Regions from separate parts of the Homo sapiens genome. Here regions 2 and 3 are each linked to region 1. A link is an interaction called in ENCODE POLR2A ChIA-PET data of the cell type or tissue named here. Cell type or tissue: Panc1. All regions are shown on one strand. Each heading gives the region's core, and the rest is flanking DNA. Links, peaks and the distances in the headings are about the cores only.

Region 1 (8,810 bases), core at 1,927-5,926:
AAGGTTCAATACAGCCTGACTATCCATTTATGGACATGGACACACAATAAACTGCATCAGATTCTACAAGAATGTCATAAGCAAGAAAGATAAGTAACAACTCCTTTTCATGTGTCAACCCTAAATGGCAGCAGTTACAAAACCAGTATGAAAAACCAAACCTCTATCTGATAGAAAAACATACTATAGGTGGAAGCCCATCTCCTTGGAAGATGTCACTGAAAGCCAAAGAGAGTGGTGAGGATAACAGAGGTTCTTATGAAGACTTGCTGCAGGCAGCCTTACATCCAAGCAGTCAAGGCTAGTAACAAAATTTAAGAGGCCAGCAGCAAAAATGCTGTTTGGGTTCTCTCTACTTTCTGAGCAGATAATAATGGGCGGTTGCTTAGGAAGGTACCCCCACAAGGGCATAATAAAATCACCCTCTGAGAGCAAATTTAGTCACAATCTGGGTGTATGATAAAGGACAGCAGGTAACCAGGGTGTGACCGCTGGATTGGAAGATAACTGAAGAATGTCTCAGCAGGATAAAGCCAGCAAAATGGAGGCCTAGGGAGAACATGGTGTTAGGAACCCAACATAGATCATCAGGGTCAATCTCCAGCTGAACACGTATCCCTAAGAGCATTAACGCCATGCCAGCAAGAACAGATCCTCACTCTCCTCTGGTGACACTGTCACTGCTTCACTTCCAGAGCTCCAAAAGCCAGGACTCAGAACAAAATGGAACCTCAACTAAAAAGCCCCCATTATTTTGCACTGGTTTCTCACCAAACAAGCAGCCTAACTCTCCAAAATAAGAGGGGGCTCAAATGAACTCTAAAAGAAATTCCAGTCTGGCCAACATGGTGAAACCCCACTTCTGCTAAAAATACAAAAAAATTAGCCGGACGTGGTGGCCTGAGCCTGTAATCCCAGCTACTCGTGAGGCTGAGGCAGGGGAACTGCTTGAACCAGGGAGGTGGAGGTTGCAGTGAGCCAAGATCGCGCCATTGCACTCCAGCCTGGGCAACAGAGCGAGACTCCGTCTCAAAAAAAAAAAAAAAAGATACAAAAATTAGCCAGGCATTGTGGTGCGGAGCTGTAGTCCCAGCTACTTGGCAGGCTGAGGTGGGAGAATCACTTGAACTCAGGATGTGGAGGTTGCAGTGAGCTGAGATCATACCACTGCACTCCAGGCTGTGTGACAGAGCGAGACTCTCGAAGGAAAGAGAGAAGGGGAGGGGAGGGAAAGGGGAAGGAGGGAAGGAGGGACAGAGGGATGGAAGGATGGATGGAAGGAAGGAAGGAAGGAAGGAAGGAAGGAAGGAAGGAAGATATTCTTACTGTGAGAATTCCTGCAGAATAATAAATTCCTCCTATGGTGAGAATTACTGCAGAATACAGTAGAACACAGACTTAGAACATATAATGATACGATACTATTTTTCAAAATACAGGAAGAAGCTTCACTAACTCCCTAGAAATTTTTGCAGTAAATATTTAAAAGTTTTCAGCATATATGTTTTACCTCAAAGCTAAAAGAGCTCAACTATAGTGCCAGGCTTGCTAAATGTTATGGAAAATGATAAAAGGATTATATGTATTCTACTCACTTATTATAGAGAAAAAGAAACAAACCCTTCCATACAGAACCCAGCATAATAATAGCTGTCATATGTTGGATACTTATCACACGCCAGGTATTTCCTTTCATTGCCTCTAATGATCACAGCTGAAAGATATTTATTTAATTCTTTTAACTTTTATTTTAGGTTCAGGGGCACACATGCAAGTTTGTTATATAGGTAAACTGCGTATCACAGGGGTCTGGTGTACAGATTACTTCATTATTCATGTAATAAGCCTCGTACCCCACAGGTAGTTTTTCAGTCCTCTCCCTCCTCCCACTCTCCACTCTCAAGCAGGCCTTGGTGCCTGTTGTTCCCTTCTTTGTGTCCATGGGTATTCAATGTTTAGCTCCCACTTATAAGTGAGAACAAGCAGTATTTGGTTTTCTGTTCCTATATGAGTTCACTTAGGACTATGGTCTCCAGCTGCATCCATGTTGCTACAAAGGCCATGATCTAGTTCTTTTTTATGGCTGTGTAGTGTTGTATGGTGTGTATGTATCACCTTTTCTTTATCTGGTCTACCGTTGATGGCCATTTAGGTTGATCATAACTTTGCCATTGTGAATAGTGCTGCAATGAACATACACGTGCATATGTCTTTATGGTAGAACAATTAATATTCTGAAAGACAGGTTTTTATTAACTATCTATCTTTCATGGATTTGGATTTCAGAAAGTGCAAGTTGCTTATTTAAAGTCATCCAGTGGAGCCAGGATTCAAACCCAAGTCTTTCTGACTCACAGTTCATAGTGTTGCTACTACACCAGTCTCAAAATTTTAGGAATGCAATACACAATTTTTAACATTTAAAAAACTATAAATGCAGTGTTGTTTACAATACTGAAAAATCAGAATTAACCTAAATGACTAATAATAAGAGATTGATTAAAGTATGGCACATCTATACAACAGATGTAGTCATTAAAACTGAGATTTTACAATAACCACAAACATCCAAAGAGCCAGAAACCAGGCTCTGAGCTTAGTGCTTTACATTAATTATCGAATCCACACAAGGACCCAATGGATGTGGGTACTTTTAAAATTCCATCAGGCAGGGAACAGTGGCTTTTGCCTGTGATCCCAGCAGTTTGGGGGGCTGAGGCAGGAGGATCACTTGAGCCCAGGAGTTTGAGACCAGCCAGGACAACATAGGGAGACCTCATCTCTACAAAAAAAAAAAATAGCTGGGCATGGTGCCACACACCTGTAGTCTCAGTCTCCAAGAGTCTCCAAGCTGAGGTGGGAGACTCAGTTGAGCACAGGAGGTCAAGGCTGCAGTGAGCAGAGATCATGCTAGTGCACTCCAGCCTGGGCAACAAAGCAAGATGCTGTCTCAAAAATTAAATTAAATTAAATTAATATAAAATAAAATAAAATTCCATCATACATATAAGGAAACAGGCTTAGAGAAGCTAGGTAACTTGCTTAGTTTCATAAAGTTATTAAGTGGAAATCATACTTCAAACCCAGATCTGTCTGTTTTACAGTCAAGCTCTTAAACACTTACTATACTATCATCTAAAAATTAGTTAAGGACATAGAAAAGATATGAGATAAAAACAAAGCAAGTTGCAAAGCATTACATACAGTATTAACTCATTTGGATTTTTTAAAAAACCACTTCATTGAGATATAATTCATATTACCATAAAATTCACACTTTTAAAGTATGCAATTTTCTGAACAAAAAAATCTGGTTTTTAGTATAGAGTTGTGCAATCATCACCACTATCTAATTCTAGAACATTTTCATCACCCCCAAAAGACACTCCATATGCATTAGTAGTCACTTCCCATTGCTCCCTTCCTCTAGCCTCTGGCAACCCTTAATCTACTTTCTGTCTGTGGATTTGCCTATTTTAGACATTTTGTATAAATGAGATCACACAATCTGTGGCCTTTTGTGTCTGGCTTCTTTCACTTAGTATGTTTTCAGAGTTCATCCATGTTGTACCACATGTAGGTACTTTATTCCCTTTATTGCTCAATAATATTCCAATGTATTATACCAAATTTAGGTCACCCACTCATCAGCTGATAAATATCTGGGTCATAATAGCCACATAAGATGACACTATTATGACTAATGCTGCTATGAACTTTTTTTTCTTTTTTTTTTTTTTTTGAGACAGAGTTTCACTCTTGTTGCCTAGGCTGGAGTGCAATGGTGCAATCTTGGCTCACTGCAACCTCTGCCTCCTGGGTTCAAGCGATCCTCCTGCCTCAGCCTCCCAAGCAGCTGGGATTACAGGCATGCACCACCACCTGGCTAATTTTGTATTTTTGGTAGAGACGGGGTTTCACCATGTTGATCAAGCTGGTCTCAAACTCCTGACCTCAAGTGATCCACCTGTCTTGGCCTCCCAAAGTGCTGGGATTACAGGTGTGAGCCACTGCGCCTGGCCTGCTATGAACATTTGTATACAAGTTTTTGTGTAGACATATGTTTTCACTTATCTTGAGTATGTATCTAGAAGTGGGCTTGCTAGGTCATATAAGAACTGTTTAACATTTTGAGGAACTGCCAGACTGTTTTCCAAAGTGGCTGCACCATTTTACATTCCCATCAGCAATGTATGAAAGTTCCCATTTCTCCACATCCTTAACACTTGTTACTTATTTTAACTACTCCAGTGGATGTGAAATAGTATCTCATTGTGGTTCCACTGGGTTTTTAAATATACAGCTATATACGCATGGGCATATGTACACAGAAGAATGCTCTGAAGAACATGTGTGGAAGATTGTTGCTATACCCATTAGAATGACACAGGAAGGCAAGAGATCTTGGTCTGTTTTGTTCACTGAGGTATTTCTAGTGCCTACAACAGTACCTGACATAGTAGGCCCTTGAGAAATACCAATGGATACTAATATGTATTTTCTAATTTTTCCATGATAAAACTTCTTTTCAAAAAATTTCAAGTTATTTTCAAATTTAAAAATACATAAAAATAAAAGGTATCTATCTTGACTACCAATTGAAAACAGAGTATTTTGAAATAAGGAAATTCTCTGGGTATTAAGTGGAAAAATCAAACTTACTCAACTTCCTGAGGCCTTCTCTCAAATGTTTAGTTAAACCATCTGCATACAAAAGAAATGTTAATGACAGACTTTTTTTCCACTGTGAATATATGATTAGTGAAGAACCTTTAGTGTATGACTGGTACTTCCTGAGCTCCAACTTCTCTCTTTCTGGTCTATCTCTAGACTAGGGCCAGCTGCCAAACAGGACCTATCAGGTTGGCCTTCAGCTCTACCCCCAGGAAGAAAGATGCCTCTTTTTAAAAGTCTGACAAACACACAGATTTATAAAGCCTATCTTTAAGGAAAATAGTTTGGATCACATTTATTTAATTGTTTATTTCAAATCTCACTCCAGGGCACTGTGCACCATTCTTCAAAGCCAGTCAGCTGGACAAAAAGAGTGTGGGAAAGCTAGTAACTGAAAACAGGAAGACAATTTGCTCAGCAATGAGAGGCAAGACATACATTACCTGTTTCACTTGTAGTCCATGACTCCAGATCCTTTCCAGGAGATCACAAAGGCTGGCAATCAGGGTGTTCTCTTCCACCCCTGTGATGTTCACCTCCCCATGCCCTAGCTCCACAGCTTCTCGGCCCATCTTTTCCACCAGCATCCTCTTGGTCTACAAGGAAGCAGTCAACAGGATTAAATAACCACAGTGAGCAGGATTACATACAACCGGAGAGGGTTCTGACAGCCTGCACAGTACATCTGTTGGGCTGGGAAGGACAGGATGAATTAGCCCCAAGGACACAGAATATATTTATACCCATGTAGGTCAGGTTACAAGGGAGTGCATGCTTTAAAAATTTAGTTAAGAAAGGCCAGGTGTGGTAGCTCACACCTGTAATCCCAGCACTCTGGGAGGCCTAGTTGGGCGGATCACAAGGTCAGGAGATCGAGACCATCCTGGCTAACACGGTGAAACCCCGTCTCTATTAAAAATACAAAAAAATTAGCCAGGTGTGGTGGCGGGCGCCTGTGGTCCCAGCTACTCAGGAGGCTGAAGCAGGAGAATGGCGTCAACCAAGGAAGCGTAGCTTGCAGCAAGCTGAGATCGCGCCACTGCACTCCAGCCTGGGCAACAGAGCGAGACTCCGTCTCAAAAAAAAAAAAATATGTAGTTAAGGAAAGGATAAGAACACAGCAATCTTTATGACTCCTGGCCAGTGATTTCATCACTCTGTATTCAGTTTTTGCATTTATGCAAGAAACAAATAAACCCTTCAGTCATGCTTATCTCTGACATTGTCTGATTCCCACTGCTTAAATGACCCTACCAAACAAACCTTTGAGCATACATACAACTTAGAAACATATCTGAAATAACTGTCAAGGGGACAAAAATTGAGGAGGTAATTTATTTTACATAAAAATTTTCAACTGCTTATTGTAAGATCATAACCAAGAAAACACATACTGCATAATGATAATCACAGTTTTTATTAAGTACTATGTCAGGCATTGTACTTAGCATTTCATTATCTCATTTAAGCCTCCTAACAATCTGAGGTAACTATTATTATTGTTCCCAATTTACCAATACGGAAATTGAGAAATACAGTAATCAATATACTAAATTTAAACATAGTATAAAACAATATAGTATATTTATAGTCTAAGTATAGTTTAATTCTCTTAAGTAACTTGCCCAAAATCTATACGTAATATAGCACTCTATTAAATTATATATATATATATATTGTCCAAAATGAAACAGCAAAGTAGCAATAGATCTGGCCTTTGAACCCATATCTGCCTGAACTTTGAGTCCAAGTTCAAAAGTAAGATTTAACTATGCTATAAATTTGTGATATATAAAAATCTAAGAAAAGGAAAACAAATCACCCCAATCCTACTTTTCAGAAGCAACAACTCTTAATATTTTGGCATATTTCTTTCCACTGTTAGTTTTTAACCTTCTTATTGTGAAATATATAATATATATATGCTATTACATCATTATGACCAGCGCCAGGCCAGTTCCTTCTTTTTTTTTTTTTTTTTTTTTTGAGATGGAGTTTCGCTCTTGTTGCCCAGGCTGGAGTGCAATGGCACAATCTCGGCTCACTGCAACCTCCGCCTCCCCGGTTCAAGCAAATTCTCCAGCCTCAGCCTCCCGAGTAGCTGGGATTACAGGCATGCACCACCACGCCTGGCTAATTTTGTATTTTTAGTAGAGATGGGGTTTCTCCATGTTGGTCAGGCTGGTCTCAAACTCCCGACCTCAAGTGATCTGCCCACCTCAGCCTCCCAAAGTGCTGGGATTACAGGCATGAGCCACTGCGCCTGGCCAGTATTTTATTTATAAATACTGTCTGTTTATATCTTTGAAGCACCCTACGTGCCCTCTTCCATTCACCTTCCCACTCTAGAAGTGACCACTTACCCAACGAAACTACAGAAAAGCAAGAAAATTATTACCTATATTTTTAACCCTAAAATATATGGTTTGGTTTGCCTGTATGTATCTTTAAGACAGGGTCTCTCTCTGTTGCCTAGACTGGAGTGCAGTGGCTCGATCATGGTTCACGTAGCCTCAGCTTCCCAGATTCAACTGATCATCCCACCTCAGCCCCCGCAGTAGCTGGGACTATAGGCATGCATGTTTCTTTTGTGATTTTTTTTTTTTTTTTTTCTTTAAGAAACTGGGTCTCAGCATGTTGCCCTGGCTGGAACCGAACTCCCAGGCTCAAGCAATCCCCCCACCTCAGCCTCCCAAGTAGCTGGGATCACAGGTGTGTGCTGATACTCCTGGCTTCTGATTTGCTTTTTCACTCGTTTATATTTGTGAAATTCATCCACACTGATGTGTATAACTGTTATCCATTTCCATTGTTGTATAGCATTCCACCACATGAATACACCACAATATACTTATTAATTCTCTTACTGATTGGCTTTCTCAACTGATTGGTTGTTTCCAGTTTGGGGCTATTAAAAGAATGCTGCTGTAAACTTCTTGTACATATCTCTTGGGACATGCTCCAAAAGTTTCTCTAGGGAATATACCTAGGAGAAGAATTACTAAACAATACTATGCTGTTTTCCAAAATCATCATACCAATTTATACTTTCAACAGCCTGTTGCCTCACGTGCAAGCCAATACTTTGTGATGTTACATTGATTACTATATTTCTTCAATTCTAGATGTATATTTTCCCACATATTAACATGTCTAAAATTGATATGTATTTCACAGTCATCATTGGCTAGGAATAGGAAGTTGTCACAGCCAGGTCATGCATCTCATGACTTAAGAATTTTGACAGTCCAGGCCAGTTGTGCAGTGCCTCAAACCTGTAATCCCAGCACTTTGGAGGCCGAGGCAGACAGATCACTTGAGGTCAGGAGTTCAATACCAGCCTGGTCAATATGATGAAACCCTGTCTCTACTAAAAATACAAAAATTAGCCAAGCATGGTGGTGCACTCCTGTAATCCCAGCCACTCGGGAGGCTAAGGCACGAGAATTGCTTGAACCTGGGAGGCAGAGGTTGCAGTGAGCCGAGATTGTGTCACTGTACTCCAGCCTGGGTGACACAGTGAGACTCCATCTCAAAAAAAAAAAAAAAAAGAATGACAGTCCAGCAGCTTAGAAAAAAAAAATGCAGAAATGCAGCATCACCAATGTTCTTCATAGTAGAAAGGCAGAAGAGACAAAATTGTATGGAAAAAAAAATCACAGATATTAATTACTCAGAGTGAACTGACAGAAGTTTTACACAAACACACACACACACTGGCCACAATGCCTGGCCAGAGTTTTTTTTAACCTAAATTTAAAATATCAGTACTGATATATTAATCAGGTTTTTTTTTTTTTTTTTTTTTTTTTTTTTTTTTGAGAGAGGGTCTCATTCTGCAGCCTTGACCTCCAGGGCTCAAATGATCCTCCTACCTCAGCCCACCAAAGTAGCTGGGACTAAAGGTGTGCACCACCACGCCTAATTTTTTTTTTTTTTTTTTTTTTTTTTTTTTTTTTTTTTAGTAGAGATGAGGTTTTGCCATGTTGCTTAGCCTGGCCTCAAACTTCTGGGCTCGAGTGATTCACCCACCTCAATCTCCCAAAGTGCCAGGATTACAGGCATGAGCCGCTGTGCCCTGCCAATCTAGCTTTAAACAGTAATAATTTATTCTGCAAGAGACAGCATATTTTATT
Region 2 (7,462 bases), core at 2,173-6,172, 890 kb after region 1:
TTCTTTACTGTGAGTAAAACTGCTTGTGTCTTAATAGGAATCAAAGCAGTGGCACCAAACTATACTAGTAATTGCTGTATTCTTTATAGCTGCACATTTGCAATAAAAAAGTCAGTTTTAATTGAAAAGGCCCTTGATGAGGCAATAAACATTTTAATTTCATTATAACTGGCATTATATATGCCAAACATATTTTGGCAGACATGTATTTGGCAGACATTTTCTCAACATAAATCAACTGGGCCTGTCACTTCAAGATAAAGATCTAAGACAATTTGTTATCAATGATAAAATATGAGCTTTCAAGCACCTGAGAGTTTTGTAATATTTTAAGACTTCTATGACAAATATTATCATACTATTAGTTAATTTATATTTTAAGTATTATATAGTGACATGTGTCAATATTTGGAAGCTGTATATAACTCACTAAACCCATATTTGTCAAATGACCAGTGCATGATATTATAAAATCATGCATGTGAAAGATCCATTCAAAGTGCCCAGTAGACCAACAGATTTTAATGTAACCATAAGAAAAGTTCACAGATGTGGTTACAAATTCCACACTGTAACTAACCTTTAAGAAACTACTATTCATTGGATATTGGAGCAGTATATAAAGAAAAGTATCCGTAATTATCTGAAAAAGCTACTAAATACTCCTTCCTCTTCCAATGACATATTTTTGAGATTTGATTTTCTTCATATACTTCAACCAAAAAAATCAAATCACAAGAGCTTGAATGCAAAAGCAGGTATGAGAATCCAGCTGCTTCTATGAAGCCAAATATCAAAGACATTTACAAAAATGTAACACAGTATCACTCTTTTCTGTATTTTTTTGTTTTGGAAAAGATGGTTATTTTTCATAAAAACATGGTATTTTTGTTAACATGGAATGGGATTTTGTTATTTAAAAGTGGGTAAATTTAAAAAAAAATTTTATTTTAGTTGTGGCTGGGTGCGATGGCTCACGCCTGTAACCCCAGCACTTTGGGAGGCTGAAGTGAGTGGATCACTTGAGGTCAGAAGTTTGAGACCAGCCTGGCCAACATGGTGAAACCCCACTTCTACTGAAAATATAAAAATTAGCTGGGTGTGGTGGCACATATCTGCAATGTCAGCTACTTGGGAGGCTGAGACAGAAGAATCGCTTGAACCTGGGAGGCGGATGTTGCAGTGAGCAAAGATCGCGCTATTGCACTCCAGCCTGGGCAACAAGAGAGAGACTCCATCTTAAAAAAAAAAATTAGTTGTAATTTCTAATATATAAATGAATTGATAAAACCACATAAAACTCTTTTAGAATTCTCAATAATTTGTGACAGTATAAAGGGTACTGAGACTAAAAGTATGGGAACTGCTATTTTAATGAGAATGGGTGTTAACATGTAACTATCCTTGGCTTAAACTACTTGGGTAGCAGAACGGTATAATCCTTGGTAGAACTGGAAAGTTTTATCAGGCTACAATAAAAGCCAAAAATATCTTTCAAAATCCTTTTACTTTCTCTCAACAAACTTCTTTCGTGAATAAGGTACATCATTTTCTAAAATGAGCCTCAGAATCAGGAAGGAAGTATGTGAGCTTAGGTTATAACATAATGTAACGATACAGCCTGCATCATCAGTTCTACCACCACCACAAACTGCCCCTCTGATAAAAAGTGAATCAGTTCTGTGAATTAACAGCAAATAATCCCATTCTCATAGAAGTCTGTCATTCATATCATTAGCTAATCACTAGGCTTGGTAAATGGTACTAAAAAACATACACTAGAGAATGATGACTGCATATTTTCACATCTTTAAAGAAACTACAGGTTTTCAATAAGGACAAACAAAATCCCTTCATTTTAGTTCTAATTCTACCAAATATATTTGACTTCTCAAATTGAAGTTACCTAACAGAAATAACAATGCAACTTTTTATAACCATATACATATAGGCATATAAGTCCCCTCTTATCCATGGAGGATATGTTCAAGATCCCACAGTGGTTACCTAAAACTGTGGATAATACCGAACCCTGTATGTACTATGTATGTATGTATATGGAACCCTATATGTACTATGTTTTTTCCTATACATACATAACAATGATGTTTAGTTTATAAGTTATACATAGTAAGAGATGAACAATAACTAATAATAAAATATAACAATTATGATATTAGACTATAATAAAAGTTATATGAATGGGGTCTCTCTCAAAATGTATTATTGTATTATACTTGCCCTTCTTATGATAATGTGAGATGATTTAATGCCTCTGTGATGAGATGAAAGGTGAATGACATAAACATTGTGACATAGCTATAGGCTACTATTGACCTTCTGATGGTAAATCAGATAAGATGGCTACTAAGTGACTAATGGGTGCATAGTGTATACAGTGTGGATAAGCTGGACAAAGGGATGATGCATATCCCAGGTGGGATGGTGTGAGATTTCATCATACTACTCAGATGGTGCATAATTTAAAACCAATGAATTGTTTCTGGAATTTTCCATTTAATATTTTTGGACCTCAGTTGACCATGGGTAAATAAAACCACAGAAAGCAAAACCATGGGTAAGGGGGAAACTACAGCAGATCTATTAAATGAGCAGTCAGATATTTTGCTGCCTGAAACTAGAAAAAATAACTATTAATGTGCCCATTTTTCTCAAATGCTTTGCACATATAGACAATATAAGAGAAATATACCAGAATAACAAAAATGTCCATAGCACTGTGATTAAATTGAATGATCTCTTGAAGGTGAAATATTATAGGTTTCAATATTTCCCAAGACCTTCATCTGCATCCATAAATGTTTAGCTATTGAGCCATGTTTTAATGTATAACATTTAAATTAAATGTGTCTCTTTTTAAAAAGCCTGTAAGAAAATTCCTTCTCCTAATAGAAAATAATAAACATATAACATCGAGAAAAAGAATGTGAGAGTTTAGATAGTAAGACCACCTTAGTTACTTAAATAGCCTCATAAATATGTTAGTTTACACTATAAGAATAATTCTGTGATTAAAAAAGTATTACCCTTAAAACTTTTGGGAAATTCCAAGGATCAATTTTCAAATCCAATAGACTTCTTCAAAACTCAGCTTAATGTGACCACAGCTCAAATAGTATAGTAATTAATGGTTGGCCTGGTCAGATTTTTTTTACTAAATTTTTCACAAAGAGGTTGTTAAGATAGTTAACTAGACACTGGTTACGTATGAGATCCTCTATTTCACACGTAAATGACATTAAATATATTGTGCATTTAAAAATACCATTAGAATCATAGTTTATAGGAAATTTTGAATTCTATATTCTCAAATAAAATACAGTAACATAGACATAGTCTATGTTACACAGTTTACAAAAATTCTTTCTCAAAGGATGAAAAGAAATGACCCTAACCTGCAGTTAAATGAGTCTTTTTCAAATTCACTGTATCATAAGATTAAGCAATAATAGATTTGGGAGTATCAGAATACAAACTCACAATTTAATGAGAAGTACTCCTCATAGAATTTGGATTTCAAATATAACAATGCTAGCTGGTTTAGTCTTTTCCATTCTTAACTAAAAATGTGTTAGAGAAATAAACAATGAGGATGTGGACATTACAATTCTTGAACCTGGGTTTAAGTCACACTTCTGACAGGAATGTGAGGAAAATGTTTAGACAGCTGGAGAGTAGTCACTAAAAGATAGTAAGCAGGATGATAAGCATTATACAAACAGGATAAAAATCAGGATTTTTCTCTCCCCAGTGTCTTTATAGGCAAACAGGAAAAAAAAAAAGCTATCACAGGTGCAAAACCCAAAATGTTTAGAATCGACTGTCATAACAGACTGACCTAACACTGTGCCCTCCTTTTTTCAAGTCACTGAGAAAACACATATATTTGTAATGGCAAAACATACCACATAATCTCACAATACCGTTTTGATACCTGCATGAGTGTATGAGCAACGACTTGTTTTTGACAACTCCCTTCTACCTTGACTTCACCATTTCACACATACCATGCCCATAAAAATGTTAACAACGTATCTGGGAACAGGCAATGTGGGAATCCTTTTCAGGATGTTCTTCTGTCTTTGTTTATCTCTAGTTTTCTTTAAGAACTTAGTATAACCTATAAGCAAATTATACTTCAAGTTTGCAAGGCTGGAATTGTTAGACATTGCTAAACTCTATATGTTAATGCATTACAAACACCCGCTTTGTTTACTTGCTTGTTTGTTTAATTGCCCAAATGTATGAAGTAGATAACTTGCAAATAGGCCATCCATCTGCAAATAAAAGGTACGTGCTAATATAATAATCTCTCAGGTTTGTAAGATATTTTATATATAACCATATCTCACAAGACTCATTCTACAAACAATGAAACCAAGACTGTTAGACATTAAGGTCATAAAGAGTTTGTGGCACTGGCAGGACTAGAATCCAAGTCTCTGCATTTCTATAAACCGTGTTCTTTCACTTCTAAATTACCTTCATAAATCACCTTATGCATATTGTTTTATGCTAATATAAATACATGGCAGAAAAACTTAAGAAATAAAATGAAAGTGAAATAAATTTTGTAACATGTAACATTTCCTAGCAACCATTTATCTCTGAAGGTATGCATGTATGTATGTATGTGTGTGTGTGTATTTATCCAAAGGAGGGCATATTGTATATATAGTTATGAATCCTGTTTTTCTCCCCTTCCTATAACATGTATTTTCCCATGTATTTATATATTTTTAACATAATTATTTTTAATAACTGAATATTATACCATCATGTAGATATAGATAAAATATCATAACCAATTCCCTATTGTTGGTTAAGATGTTTATAATTTTTTATAATTAATGCTGAAATAAGCATAGTACTATATAAATATTTCCAGATATGTCTTTTTATTTTCTCAGGGAAATAGAACTGGTTTTCTAGAGCATGCACAAGTTGAGCACAAAAATGTTTAATTATCCTTGAATTCCTTTTTAAAGGTTAAGCAACCCCAAAATTGTTTTGTTTTTCCTGATACATTTCTAAAGAGGACAGAAAAGAAGTGATAACAAAGAACTGTTATTATAAACTATATTCTGACCAAAGAAGAACTGATTTGTGAATAAAGTAACAGAAGCTTTAGGAGACTGAAGTCTGTGCCAAGCCAGGCCAGGGCAGTGTCAGATGTGTGCTCTGAACATTATATAGATATTCTTCAAAAGTTTGAAAAAAGACCCAGCCTGGTGGCTCATGCCTGTAATCCCAGCAATTTGGGAGGCTGAGGCCAGAGGACCACTTGAGCCTAGGCATAAGAGGCTGCAATGAGCTGAGATCGCACCACCACACTTCAGCCTTGGTGAAGAGTGAGACCTTGTCTCGGAAAAAAAAAAAAAAATTAACCAAGAGTAGTGGCATGCACCTGTAGTACCAACTACTCAGAAGGCTGGGGTAGGAGGATTGCTTGAGCCTGGGAGGTTGAGGGTGCAGAGAGCTGTGATCATGACACTGCACTTGAGCCTGGGTGACAGAGTGAGATTCTGTTCTTCCACCAAAAAAAAAAAAAGTTCAGAGAAAATATAGTGGGCAGAAGACTTTGGAAGAGAAGTCAATTTAAGAGTTTGTGACATCTCAAACATTTTGTTTTTACAGAATAATGCATGTCACATATAGGCCCAATTTTAATAAGCAGCTTTTGATAAAGTATATACTTAAAAGGGACTATCCAAAATTATTTGCTTAAAATGGAAACTTAACTGAAATGGGTCACCTATATTGCTTTTGGTAAAAATTTACATCCAGATATTTTATTACTACTATACAACATTTGCATTGTCCTCACCACAATAAAACTTTCATTACGTGTAAGATAATATGATTGTCTGCCTAGAGAATACATACAAACTGACTAAACACTGTTTCAACTAGTAAGAGTTTACTTAGGTAGGCAGATATACAAACATACACAAATCAAAAGTTTTCTTTGACATCAGCAATAAGCAATTAGAAAAAAGATCCTATTTGTAATCTTAATATGTTCTCAAAGACAAAGGATAAGCTAACCTAACTTCTAAGTTTTGAATATTTTGGTATATCAGTCTCATGAACAGATTAAGGCTTTACATTTAAAAATTTCATGACTAAGGCCCCGAAAGTAAATGCAACAAAAACAAAAATAAATGAAGCAGACCTAATTGAACTAAAAAAGCTTCTGCAAAACAAAAGAAATAATCAACGGAGTGAACAGACAACTTATAGAATGGGAGGAAAATATTGTTAAACTATGGATCTGACAAGGACTAATATCCAAAATCTATAAGAAACTTAAATCAGCAAGAAGAAAACAAATAATCGTATTAAAAAGTGGACAAATGACATGAACAGATATTTCTTAAAAGAAGATATACAAACGGCCAGGAAACATGAAAAAATGCTCAACATCACTAATCATTAGGAAAATGCAAACTAAAACCACAACGAGATACCACCATGAGAATGCCCATTATTTTTATTTGTTTGCATGTTTTTTTTTTGTTTTTTTGTTTGTTGTTTGTTTTGAGACAGTCTTGCCCTGTCACCCAAGCTGGAGTGCGGTGGCAAGATCTCGGCTCACTGCAACCTCCACCTCCCAGGTTCAAGCAATTATCTTGCCTCAGTCTCCTGGAACTATAGGCGTGCACCACCATGCCTGGTTAATTTTCGTATTTTTAGTAAAGACGGGGTTTTACCATGCTGGCCAGGCTGGTCTGGAACTCCTGACCTCAGGTGATCCACCCACCTCAGCCTCCCCAAGTGCTGAGATTACAGGTGTGAGCCACCAAGCCCGGTCAGAATGGCTATTATTAAAAAGTCAAAAAAACAAAAGATGTTGGCATGGATGTGGTAAAAAGGGAACACTTATATGCTGCTGCTGGGAATGTAAATTAGAATTGCCTCTAGAGTAAACAGTAAAGAAATTTCTCTAAGAACTAAAAGTAGATCTACCATTTGATCCAGCAATCCCACTACTGGGTGTCTTACCAAAAGGAAAAGAATTCAGTATATGAAAAAGACACCTGCATGAATTATGTTTATCACAGCACAATTCACAATTGCAAAGATAAAGAATCAACTTAAGTGCCCACCAACAGATGAGTAAATAAAGAAAATGATACACACACACACACACACACACACACACACACACACACACACACACACCATGGAATACTACTAACTCATAAAAAAGAACAAAATAATGTTTTTTGCAGCAACTTGGATTAAACTGGAGGGTTATTACCTAAGAAAAACAACTCAGGAATGGAAAACCAAATACCACATTTTTTACTTTTAAGTAAGAGCTAAGCTATGATTATGCAAGGGCATACAGTGGTATAACGGACAATAGAGTCCCAGAAGTGGGGAAATGGGGAAGGTAGATGGGGTAAGAAATGAAAAACTACCTATTGGGTACATA
Region 3 (7,462 bases), core at 2,173-6,172, 120 kb after region 1:
GCAGTAAAATATCTTAAGAAAGAGGCACCTGGCCAGGCGCAGTGGTGCGTGCCTGTAGTCCCAGCACTTTGGAAGGCCTAGCTGTGAGGATTGCTTCAGCCCAGAATTTCAAGACCAGCCTTGGCAATGCAGTGAGACCCAGCACCCCCACTGCCATCTCTACAAAGAAAAAAGAAAGGGGCATCTTCTTTTTCTTTTCTTGAGATGGAGTCTCGTTCTGTCTCCCAGGCCAGAGTACAGTGGTGCGATCTTGGCTCACTGCAACCTCGGCCTGTCGGGCTCAAGCGATTCTCTCACCTCAGCCTCCCAAGTAGCTGGGATTACAGGAGCGCTCCACCATACCCTGGTATTATTATTATTATTATTTGTATTTTTAGTAGAAATGGAGTTTCACCATGTTGCCCAGGGTGGTTTTGAACTCCTGAGCTCAGGCAATCCGCCTTGGCCTCCCAAAGTGCTGAGATTGCAGGCATGAGCCACCGTGCCCAGCGACATCCTTTTCTACTTCATCCAAAACCACCATATGAGCTAACAGTAGGGCTATGTTGCCCAGCGTGCTGCTAACAAATAGCAGAACACAAGACTCTCAGAACCAGAAAGTCAACATTCATTGTGCTGTCTCACCACATGGCTTCCTCCTGTGCCTCTACTTCATTCTTTTCTTGTCTTCCATCCTCATTTATCAAATCCAACATTTCTCTACTAAACAGAAAAGCTACTGGGCGCCGTGGCTCATGCCTGTAATGCCAGAACTTTGGGAGGCCGAGGCGGGTGGATCACCTGAGGTCAGGAGTTCCAGACCAGCCTGACCGACATAGTGAAACTCTGTCTCTACTAAAAACACAAAATTAGCTGGGCGCGGTGGCTCATGCCTGTAATCCCAGCACTTTGGGAGGCCGAGTTGGGGTGGATCACGAGGTCAGGAGTTCAAGACCAGTCTGGCCAACATGGGGAAACCCTGTCTCTACCAAAAATACAAAATTAGCTGGGCGCAATGGCGGGCACCTGTAATCCCAGCTACTCAGGAGGCTGAGGCAGGAGAATTGGTTGAACCCAGGAGGCAGAGGTTGCAGTGAGCCGAGATCACGCCACTGCACTCCAGACTAGATGACAAAGCAAGACTCTGTCTCAAAAAAATAAAAAAGTTAATTTACTTAAATGTGTGTGAAAGTATATTGTAAGATGTAAAACAAGCTATACAAAGCAAGGTATGCTTAATTTAATATTCTGAATTGGGGGCAGCTTATTAAACTTTCATTAATTTCAGAGAATCTTATCATGTCTGAGCTGTAAGGATCCTGGACCTTAGACCTCTTTATTCTAGATGAGAAAAATGAGGATGAGAGCTTAAGCAATATCCTGCCTCAAGTCACCCAGACTAAGTTTGTCCCAGATAAAGAAAAATAATAATGAGAATACTGAAAACTGCAATGAGATGTATCTTCTAAACATCTTAACTATGACCACCGAATGATTATCAGGAAAGCTTCAGCCCTTTTGATTATACACATTTTCAAAAAGCCAGAGAACTTTAAAAAGATTCCTTCATAAACAACTCATTGTATGTACTAGAAATATTTACTTGGCCAGGCGCGGTGGCTCACGCCTGTAATCCCAGCACTTTGGGAGGCTGAGGCGGGCGGATCACCTGAGGTCCGGAGTTCGTGACCAGCCTCAACATGGAGAAACCCCGTCTCTACTATAAAAATACAAAATTAGCCAGGCGTGGTGGTGCATGCCTGTAATCCCAGCTACTCGGGAGGCTGAGGCAGGAGAATTGCTTGAACCTGGGAGGCGGAGGTTGCGGTGAGCCGAGATCACGCCATTGCACTCCAGCCTGGGCAATGAGAGCGAAACTCCGTCTCAAAAAAAAAAAAAAAAGGAAATATTTACTTACCTCAACTATTTATTTAGCGACAAGGTCTCACACTGTTGCCCAGGCTGGAGTGCAGTGGTGCTCACTGCAAACTCCGCCTCCTGGTTTCAAGCAATTCTCCTGCCTCAGCCTCCTGAGTAGTTGGGACTACAGGCGTGAGCCACCACGTCCAGCTAATTTTTGTTATTTTTAGTAGAGACAGGGTTTCACCATGTTGGCCAGGCTGGTCTCAAACTCCTGACCTCAGGTAATCTGCCCATCTTGGCCTCCAAAAGTGCTGGGATTACAGTCCTGAGCCACTGTGCCCGGCCTTACCTAAACAATTTAAATTGCTTTAGAATCTTCAAAAGCCGGCTGGGCTTGGTGGCTCACGCCTGTAATCCCAACACTTTGGGAGGCCTAGGAGGGTGAATCACCTGAGGTCGGGAGTTCAGTCTGACCAACGTGGAGAAACCCCATTTCTATTAAAAATACAAAATTAGCTGAGTGTGGTGGGTGGCACGTGCCTGTAATCCCAACTACTCCGGAGGCTGAGGCAGGAGAATCGCTTGAACCTGGGAGGCAGAGGTTGCAGTGAGCCAAGATCGCACCGTTGCACTCCAGCCTGGGCAACGAAAGCGAAACTCTGTCTCCAAAAAAAAAAAAAAAAACCTCAAAAGCCAACAATTACAAGTTTTAAATATTTTAGCCAGGCACCGTGGCTCACGCCTGTAATCCCAGGACTTTGAGAGGCCGAGGCGGGCGGATCACGAAATCAGGAGATCGAGACGATCCTGGCTAACACGATGAAACCCCGTCTCTACTAAAAGTGCGAAAAACCAGCCGGGCAAGGTGGCAGGCGCGAGTCCCAGCTCCTCGGGAGGCTGAGGCAGGAGAATGGCGTGAACCCGGGAGGCGGAGTCTGCAATAAGCCGAGATGGCGCCACTGCACTCCAGCCTGGGCGACAGAGAGACACTCCACCTCAAAAAAACAATTTTTAAATATTTTGTTGTTTTTTTTTTTTTGATACAGTCTCGTACTCTCGCCCAGGCTGGAGTGCAGTGGCGCCATCTCGGCTCACTACAAGCTCCGCCTCCCGGGTTCATGCCATTCTCCTGCCTCAGCCTCCCTAGTAGCTGGGACTACAGGCGGCCGCCACCACACCGGGCTAATTTTTTGTATTTTTAGTAGAGACGGGGTTTCACCATGTTAGCCAGGATGGTCTCAATCTCCTGACCTTGTCTCCACCCGCCTCGGCCTCCCAAAGTGCTGGGATTACAGCCGTGAGCCACCGCGCCTGGCCTGTTTTGAGATGGAGTCTCACTTTGTCACCCAGGCTGTAGTACACTGGTGTGATGTTGGCTCACTACAACCTCTGCCTCCCGCGTTCAAGCGACTCTCCTGCCTCAGCCTCCCAAGTAGCTGGGATTACAGGTGCACACCACCACACCCAACTAATTTTTTATTTTTAGTAGAGACGGGGTTTCTCCATGTTGGCCAGGCTGGTCTCGAACTCCTGACCTCAGGTGATCCACCCACCTTGGCCTCTGGAAGTGCTAGGATTACAGGTGTGAGCTACCGTGCCCGGCCATTTCATTGTTCTTAGTGGTGAAAATGTACATCGAAATTTAAGAATATACTTTTATTCAACGAAGAGTTTGTTTTTAGTTTTTTGAGACAGAGTCTGGCTCTGTTGCCCAGGCTGGAATGCAGTGGCACAATTTCATCTCATGGCAACCTCCACCTTCTGGGTTCAAGCAATTCTTCTGCCTCAGCCTCCCAAGTAGCTAGGACTATAGGCGTGTGCCACCACACCTGGCTAATTTTTCATATGTTTAGTAGAGACGGGGTTTCACTGTGATGGCCAGGCTGGTCTTGAACTCCTGACTGCAGGTGATCCACCTGCTTCGACCTTCCAAAGTGCTGGGATTACAGGCGTGAGCCACCTTGCTCGGCCAGAGTTTTTTAATGTAAGTACTTCCATGAAATAAATCCCAAATGTGACATTTAGGTTTCTCCAATACAATTTATTATTATTACATTTTAGCTTGCATTTACTAAGTGTCATGGAAATATTATACTCAAAATAACAGAGCTCCAGAGAAAGACAGTTAACTAAGAAAGAACAGTTTCACTTTCTTAGCTTGTCAACTCCTAGTTAGCCTGCTTGCCTCCGCACCACAGATGCTTGTCTTCTTGTGGTTGTTACCACAAGCCAAAGCTTGAATTTACATGGGCATCAGGCCAAGTCTGTAAATCCGTGAAGACAGGCCATCAACTGCATTGAGGGTACAGCCTTGCTGAAGGGTCCTTTCTTGACAGTCAATGATGATGAATCTGGAAAAACTGTCTATTCTCTTAGGAGAAGAAAATATACCCCACCTAAAGTCGCAGCTACCATTAACAAAAAAAAAAATTAGCAAAGGGAAAGAATCAATGGTAAGGACAGTAAATATACTCTGAGAATAGAGTAAGTACAATTTACACACGCTGGAGTAAATAGTGAAGCTTCTACTGAGTTCTACTGAGTCTAAGCTCTTTTATTTTTAAAATTCTGATAAAAATTTACTCAATTACATTTTATACATTAATATTTAGTGAATTTGTCCAAAAAGGCTATGTTTAATTTATGTGTAAAAATAACAAAAGATGTATCAGTCAGTCTCTGGGCAATAAGAAAGGAAGAAAGCCTTGCTAGAAATAATAAATAATCTCACGCAAAAGGCCAGGTGACATAAGAATACTACAATAATCAATATGTTTTCTTTGTATTTACAATAAAATCCATCTGTTAACACTGTGATAGAAAAAATAATCAGTCCACATCATGTAATAAAAACAGGCTTTGAGGATGATTATACCTCTTATAATAAAAACATACAAGGATTTCTCACAGCTAAAGTACTTTTCAACTTTGACAACTAATAACAGTCATGGGTGAAGGTAAAACTGACAGAGTACTTTAGATCAGCTATGTCCTACAGTCAAGGAATCAAGGGCATTACCCATTTACCAAGCAGCAAAAAGCACTTTCATTTTTCCAGAACTATTTAAATACAGTAGTTGCCATGTGATCAGTTAATTTTACTTTGTGAGTTAGATAAAGTAAAGACTAAATTGGGAAACTGCAATAAGTAATCAAAAGTAGCTCCAAACAACAAAGCCATCAATAGAAACAAAAGGCATTTTTCTAGGTGTATCATGCATAAAAAGAATAATTACATAATATTATTAAATATATTCCTTAATGACCAGATTAATAAATGAGGTAAAATTTAGTCATTGGAACAAATAAACTATATTTAATCACTTGTGTTTTGCTGTCACTGTTTAAAATAATTAACTTAATGTCTAAAAACTACATACTCTTGAATGTTTGCTTTTTAGAGCCCCTTGTGGGATATTAAAGAGCCATAACAAATTATCTGAATATAAATTATCAATACCAGGCTGGGCACAGTGGCTCATGCCTGTAATCCCAGCACTTTGGGAGGTGGAAGTGGGCATATAGCCTGAGGTCAGGAGTTCAAGACCAGCCCGGCCAACATGGTGAAACCCCGTCTCTACTAAAAACACAAAAATTAGCTGGGCACGGTGGCACACACCTGTAATCCCAGCTACTCAGGAGGCTGGGCCAGGAGAATCGCTTGAACCCAGGAGGCGGAGTTTGCAGTGAGCCGAGATCACACCACGCACTCCACTCCAGCCTGGGCAACAGCAAGACTCCGTCTCAAAAAAAAAAAAAATTATCAATACCAAATATGATACAGTTATGTAATACCCATTTTGCATATGCACAGTGGAAATACTGTAAAAACTACAAGATGAAAGAAAACCGACTGGCCAGAACTTTAAATTTCAGACTAATCCATGATAAAAATCTAGATGATAAAAAACAAAAATAAAATTAACAAAATAGATAACTTGATATCCTTTCCATATTCAGTCGTCTACTAACATGCCATCTCCAAACAAATCCATTACCTCAAAAGAGGAAGAAAATGGGCCAGGCGCGGTGGCTCACGCCTGTAATCCCAGCACTTTGGGAGGCCAAGGCGGGCAGATCACGAGGTCAGGAGATCGAGACCATCCTGGCTAACACGGTGAAACCCCGTCTCTACTAAAAATACAAAAAAATTAGCTGGGCATGGTGGCGGGCGCCTGTAGTCCCAGCTACTCAGGAGGCTGAGACAGGAGAATGGCGTGAACCCAGGAGGTGGAGCTTGCAGTGAGTGGAGATCGCGCCACTGCACTCCAGCCTGGGCGGCAGAGCTAGACTCCGTCTCAAAACAGAAAAAAAAAAAAAAAAAAAAAGAGGAAGAAAATGTAAATCTCTTTTTAAGTTTTCCAGTTTATGCTCTGAAAAAAGCCTAACATTAACAAAACCTGCAACACTACTTTAAAAAATCTAGAATTTAAAAATATCTATTTTAGTTATTAAAGATAAAAAATATTCAATTAAATTGAATGAATTAGCTGGATCAACAATTTCCTACCACACTACTATTATCTACAGCTACCCTTGGTATAATAATTTATAAGATGTCTAAGATGTCTACCTTAACTATTGATAGCACTTTTCACAGTATACCAATTTCCATTTTTACTTTCTTCTCCCCTTGTCACTTAAATGTATTACTTTAACTATCTGATAGGAAATTTTATTTTACAAATTCCTTGTTTAATTACTGAAGAGGTGATTTTAAAACATAAATGGATGCACCTGTTAATCCTGAGATGGTGATGACAGCAAAACTAAAAATCAGATGATTATTTTTACTCAAATTTCTGCTTTAGTTTTTTTTGGAAGATGGCTGGCAGAATAGAAAGAACAGCCAAGATCATCAGAATAAATATTGAGTTCCAGGAAACAGCTTCTCCTGCTGTTGTAAGTTGATACAGTGTTGTTCCTGCCTTAATGGCTACAAAAGAAGGAGGTGCGACACCTGAAATAAAATATAAAAAGATACAGTAAAAACCACCGCAATTGTTTTTAAAAAATTAAAATGTTCTGTGTGCATAAAGTTTCTTAAAACAACACAGCTATTTCCATTTTGGAAAAAAAATTAAGAATTTAAAGCTCAAGTTTATTTCCATATAAAGAATTCAATCTTTCCTAATCACCTCTTAAGGATAATGATTTTTTTTTTTTTTGAGACGGAGTTTCGCTCTTGTTGCCCCCGCTGGAACACGATGGCGCGATCTTGGCTCACTGCAACCTCCGCCTCCCGGGTTCAAACAATTCTCCTGCCTCAGCCTCCCGAGTAGCTGGGATTACAGGCATGTGCCACCACACCCGGCTAATTTTGTATTTTCAGTAGAGATGGGGTTTCTCCATGTTGGTCAGAATGGTCTCAAACTCCCGACCTCAGATGATCCGCCCACCTCAGCCTCCCAAAGTGCTGGGATTACAGGCATGAGCCCCTGCACCTGGCCAGAATAATGAATTTTAAAAACGCAAGAAAAGGGCCCAGAAAATAGTTTTACATTTATCAAAAATGCTTTTGTTTTCTCCCCCCGAGAGTTTGACTCTATCGCACAGGCTTGAGTGCAGTGGTGCAATCATCACTCATTGCAGCCTCAGTCTCTCGAGGCTCAGGTGATTG

Evidence for each region. Peaks named below come from ENCODE experiments on the same cell type or tissue, not always from the same donor. Only the 100,000 strongest peaks of a DNase experiment are listed, where the experiment ranks them.
Region 2: POLR2A ChIA-PET joins it to region 1 with 5 read pairs; 2 of 35 experiments call an interaction of 5 or more read pairs at or near these places.
Region 3: POLR2A ChIA-PET joins it to region 1 with 9 read pairs; 6 of 35 experiments call an interaction of 5 or more read pairs at or near these places.

What each region holds. Positions count from the first base shown.
Region 1 is chr11:9,155,596-9,164,405 of GRCh38, forward strand. DENND5A (DENN domain containing 5A) reads right to left here. Exons shown (of 23, transcript NM_015213.4): 12 at 5,118-5,270. Among named protein-coding and RNA genes, the nearest start is that of SCUBE2, 68 kb to the left of the region's middle. In Panc1, for the core only: no CTCF peak of the experiment used is centred there; a DNase peak (open chromatin) is centred at 3,509.
Region 2 is chr11:10,048,367-10,055,828 of GRCh38, forward strand. All of the region lies in intron 2 of SBF2 (SET binding factor 2), which reads right to left. Among named protein-coding and RNA genes, the nearest start is that of SBF2, 240 kb to the right of the region's middle. In Panc1, for the core only: no CTCF peak of the experiment used is centred there; a DNase peak (open chromatin) is centred at 2,425; H3K27ac peaks cover 4,000 bases.
Region 3 is chr11:9,276,792-9,284,253 of GRCh38, forward strand. TMEM41B (transmembrane protein 41B) reads right to left here. Exons shown (of 7, transcript NM_015012.4): 7 at 3,863-6,802. The coding sequence ends at 6,633. Among named protein-coding and RNA genes, the nearest start is that of TRL-CAA5-1, 5.3 kb to the left of the region's middle. In Panc1, for the core only: no CTCF peak of the experiment used is centred there; no DNase peak of the experiment used is centred there.